Linked DNA regions of Mus musculus: region 2 is linked to region 1. The links are chromatin loops, found by intact Hi-C in ENCODE. Cell type or tissue: heart. All regions are shown on one strand. Region 1 overlaps 2700003A03Rik (a long non-coding RNA gene). Region 2 overlaps Gm28722 (a long non-coding RNA gene).

The links. Peaks named below come from ENCODE experiments on the same cell type or tissue, not always from the same donor. Only the 100,000 strongest peaks of a DNase experiment are listed, where the experiment ranks them.
Region 2: it touches region 1 in a loop (2.3-fold over the local background); 2 of 42 quality-filtered maps call a loop at or near these places.

Annotation. Positions count from the first base shown.
Region 1 is chr1:90,290,100-90,292,599 of GRCm38, reverse strand. It overlaps 2700003A03Rik (a long non-coding RNA gene), which reads right to left. Exons shown (of 4, transcript XR_003947931.1): 4 at 1,830-1,976. Among named protein-coding and RNA genes, the nearest start is that of 2700003A03Rik, 18 kb to the right of the region's middle. In heart, a CTCF peak has its summit at 1,138 (motif pointing right); no DNase peak of the experiment used is centred here; H3K27ac peaks cover 1,173 bases.
Region 2 is chr1:90,494,267-90,496,766 of GRCm38, reverse strand. All of the region lies in intron 1 of Gm28722 (a long non-coding RNA gene), which reads left to right. Among named protein-coding and RNA genes, the nearest start is that of Gm28722, 8.4 kb to the left of the region's middle. In heart, a CTCF peak has its summit at 1,498; a DNase peak (open chromatin) is centred at 1,426.

The DNA of each region.
Region 1 (2,500 bases):
AAGGTTCATAGCCTGTATACTGCAATGGAAATGGTTGTGACGTGACTTGGGGGCAAGCCATGGAAACATTGCAGCTTCTCAATGTGATGTCAGACAGATTCTCTGCTGAGACACCAGGGATGCAGGGATGGCTAACAGGGTCCCCAGCACCTGTGCTTTGACCCTGAGATTCCCCTAGCTCTCTGTGTTTCCTGTGGAGAATCCCCAGGTCTTGCTTTTAAATAAGAACTAAACTTCAAACCATTTCAAATTATTCAGAAGTAATCTGTCTGGTGCAAACCTGTAATCCCACGGGTGGGATGGTTTCATTTTGAAGGCCAATCCTATGGAAAGAGAGAAACAAGAAGAGAGGAAGAGAGGGCTGGGGGAAGAGGAGATGGAGGGGGAGGGAAAGAGGGAGAGGAGAAAGAGGAGAGGAAGAAGGGGAGGGGAGGGAAAGACTGAGAGGAGGGAGAAAGTAGAGAGGGAGGGAGAGGGAGAGGGAGAGGGATGGAGGGAGGGAGGAAGGGAGAGAGAGAGAGAGAGAGAGAGAGAGAGAGAGAGAGAGAGAGAGCCTGCCTTTTCTGTGAAAACATTAAAAAGGCCAGCAAACCTGATATAGGTGAGTGACCTTCTATAGAGATGTTTCTTTCATTGTTAATTATAGTAATCATAATACTATTGTTAAGGACTTTAGGAACTACCAAGTGGGTAAAGGTTTTTGCCACTAAGCCCACCCATCTGAACTCATTTCTCAGGACCCACATGGTATCAGGCAAGAACAGATTCCCAAATTGTCCTCTGACTGAATGGATATATATGCCTTGGAGCAAGTCTCCACTCCCATACATACACACAAAATAAGTAATATCGTTAAATTAAAAGGGAATTCTAAAAGGTCTCATCCATGATGTCATCATCATGGTACCGTTACAATATGCCCACAAGACTAGGATATCAGAAGTCTGAGGGACACACACATAGCACTAGATTGATCTGTGCCTCCATGGTACCCCAGATGCTTCCAGAAAGTGTATAAGTGATATACAGACTTCTGCCTCTGGGGTGGGTTGCAGGTCTTATGTTCTGCTACCTTTTGTTTATGTGTCTGTGTGCTTTGCCAGCAGTATGTCTGTGCACCACATGCATGCAGTCCCTGTGGAGGCCAGAAGAGGGCGTCACATTGTCTGGAACTGGAGTCACCAACTGTTGTAAAGCACAACCATTAGGCTGCTGGGTGCTGAGTTCTAGGAATCAAACTCAGGTCCTCTGCAAGAGCAGTGAGTGGGTTTGGCCTCTGAGCTATTTTGCCAGCCCCTATATTTTATGTTAAAAAAATGATTACATATTCTGGGACCTGAACTTCAGATGAGAAAAGAAAAGGGTATGAAAAAAATATGGAGGTTGTCAGGACATAGTGTCTCTAGTGTCAATCTGCCCCAAGGGACAGCTAAAGCTGGGGATTGTGAAGGAAGGGCTCTCATGCATGAGAGCCCAATCGTGGCTGTCACAAGACACTGGCAGAGCCATCCTTTCTGCAAGGACATCTGCCCAGCAAGTGTTCAACCTCAGACTAATGTCACCCTGGTTACTGATCCTTATTAGACAAAGACTGCTGTGTCAAAATCTCTGCTATCCTCGGAGTTCTCAGTCTGAAGGATTTCTCCCTGGCGCACCCTTTTGAAGATGCCAAAGCTTACACAGCGCACACTCCCTTTGTAATGCTTTACTGTCTCCAAACACAGTCACTGGGCCACATTTTGTTTTAGATTGACAGAAGAAAAGAAGTGAGGAGAGCCAGGGGTACCCAAAGGAAGGGAGGAAGGGAGGGAGGGAGGGAGGGAGGGAGGGAGGGAGGGAGGGAGGGAGGGAGGGAGGGAGGGAGAGCCCTGTTCTTCCTTGAAATAGCCGCAGTCAGTTCACATAAGTAGGCTCCCAGGATCAGCATAGGAGTAGTCATCTTGTGTCCTGTTAACAAAGGTCCTCACAGTGACTTCCTGTTTGGGAAAAACACAGATGTGTGTAAGTGTGTGTGTGTGTGTGTGTGTGTGAAATAACCCCTAATTCCCTGCTGGACAGTGGAGTGGGTTGTCTGTTGGTGCTCGTTTCTCCAGCCCCTCTCCAGTCTGCCTCTGTGTATCGCTACAAGAATGACTGCCTATCATATTTTGGGGTATGCATTCCTTTGATTCCAACCAGTGTAAAATGTTCCATCCCATATTCTCACACCAAGACCCGTCTCCTTGAGAACAGAAGAGCCTTTTACCCCAAACTCACGGCCACTGTCTCCCTCAATGAGGGTGTGCTCAGCACCATGTGTGAGCAGGGGCAGAGCCCCCTTTCCAGACACAGCCTTTGCCCCAGAAGCCATGCCTTCTGGCTCAGTAGCAGGAACACAGGCTCTAACCTGCTTGCCACCGGCACAGTCTAAAGAGAGTCATGCTGAGTTTCTACATGGAAGTGTCTGCCTACAAAAGCAACAAGCTTCTCCATCCACTTGAGGCTTACCACCTCCGAGGGC
Region 2 (2,500 bases), 200 kb before region 1:
CACTGAAATGATGACAGTTTGGCTTGTTATATGGCATTAAATCAACCATGTGATTAAACCCACTTTGTCTAATTATATTTCCTGTTATTAAATGTGGCTCTGGGCATGTCACGTTGCACATGGGGCTGTCTGTGCTGTGTGCAATCTCCTTCTCTTCCACACTGTGCCCTATATTCGACGTGTCCCTCAGACGCCTATCCAACAATCTAACAAACCCATGAACGTCACTCTTAAAACACATTTTAATAACTGCGAGACAAGACCACAACGGTCGTCTGTGGTACACTTGTGTCTCAGATTGTCTTTTAGAAGTTCAAGCCAATTGTTCTGGATACTTTTCAAAATTATTTATTTTTTTGCCAAGTTCATAAAAACCCTTTTGGCGAATCCTTCTGCACAGCTATACATATTTTCTCCCCTCAACATGACTGCCTCGAGAATGCGGACCTTTTAATTTACTTTCCGCAGTTTTTGAAAATCATTCTTCATAGATAATGCACTGATGCACTGCTATAGGCCCCTGAACTTAGATGCTGTTGGTTTTGACGTCTTCATCTTTTGAGGTTAAACGGTCTGCCGCTAAGCACTGGTGACTGTTGCTGTCTGGGAGGGGTGCTTTGCTGCCCAGCCTACCATGTGCTGATCATTTCACTCTGTTTTCTCTGTCATTGTGAATTGAAGATGGTGACTTCCCAGTCTTAATAAATAATTATGGTGGTAGTGGGCATTACTCCCAAAAATAATTTGCTGTTATTGCTCTTAGGAATTTTTACCCCATTAAACTTGGCAATGCTCCTTCTCCTTGGCTCAGGTCGCCTTCAAGGACACCATTAGCGAGGCATTTTCCCTTCCCAAGTAAAATAAGCAGTCTGGAAGGCAGAATTTCCTCCTGGCTTTCTACAACCCATTCACTATAAAAATAAAACAAAACCATTAGTTTTTCGTTTAGAGACATATTTTCATAGGGTGACATGCCAGACTACAGACAGTCCATGATGCTTTGTAAAATTGTCAGTGGACTGTGCATAGATAGGTTCTGCGTTCCCTGCCCAGAGTCCAAGTTCAAGGGAAAGTGTGGGCTTGGCTTGCTGTCAGGGATAGATCTACAGTTAGGGTTAGGGTTGGAGAAACCTTATTTTAATGTTCTAATGCATTGAACATCCATTTTAAAACTAAAATCTCCGTAAACGTTTTTAAGTTACGGAAATCCTCAGTTAAGAGCTATCTTATGTTTTACATCAGTAGACAAACAAAGAGGCGATTGGCATTCATCTCGGAGGAAATGGCAAGCTCGGAATTTTTATGGAGCATCCAACTGAGGGACTGAGCCAGCAGATAACTGTAGCTCTCACGCAGAGATGGGAATGGAGCTGAGTTGCCATCAGCCAAGACTTCACCGCTCTGAGTCTTCCGAACAGAGGACAGAGCAAGGGCAGAGCACACTGGGAGTTCTGATTCCTGGTCCTGGAGAGACACTCTTAGGTTGTTTTAAGAACCGGGTCAGACAAAAGCGGGAACCAACTGTAGGGTTTCTGGCTTAGTATTGGTTTTCTGGAGTGTGAGATCCATTTCCATGCCAAAATGTGTGCTTAGCACATCTTGTTACAGACACCAAACCCTCCGAACAGGAGAGAGAATTTTTAGACAAACTTTTTCTTAAGGAGATGTCCCTGGAACATCTCATCCAATAAAGTGGTGGGTATTCCTCTACCTGCAATAATTGTCCCCAGGAATTCCTATGGTAGAAAGGATATCTCAGTTGGTCCAGATTCCAAGAAAGCCTTTTGTTTTCTAGCCCTCTGAATTTGCTTTCCCTGCTTTAAGAGCAGTGCCCATCAGACTGGTAGAAAAGGATGGGGAGGGCAGAAAGCTTTCAAGGTCAAGGGCTTTCTGTTTGTGGTATTTGTTGTGATCATTGTGTGGCTCCAGAAAGACCACACCAGGCCAAACAGTTCCACGTGAGGTTTATTGAGAGAGAAGAGGGCAAAGTGGCAGCAGAAAGAGAAGGGGGAGGAGGGAGAAGAGTAAGAGGAGGAGGAGGAGGAGGAGGAGGAGGGGAGAGAGAGAGAGGAGAGAGAGAGAGAGAGAGAGAGATCAGAGGGGCCTTCCTTTATATATGGATGGTGACATAGCCACAGGTAAAGGTGGGAGGTGAGTCAAGTGGTTTCTGGGACTATGGTGACTATTGCCTTGGCAACAGGTATGCGGGTCAAGCTGTCGCCTATGTGATGTCATAGGTTTCGGAGATCCTGATACCAACAGCGTTCCCACTACATCTTTAGGGAAGCAAACACTGAAGATGCCCCCAAATCAGTGGCTCAGTGGGGTTACAAAAAAGCAGGGCTAGGATCCTGGCCAGAGATACCATTCACCCATAGTAGCCTCAAGGCTCAGTCCACAGCTACCTCGACAGCTGAATGTGTTCTTTGAGTAGTCTTGTTTGGAGTGAGACTATCCAAGGAGTCTTGGCTACTTCCAGGCACTTGTGATTCTTCCTCAA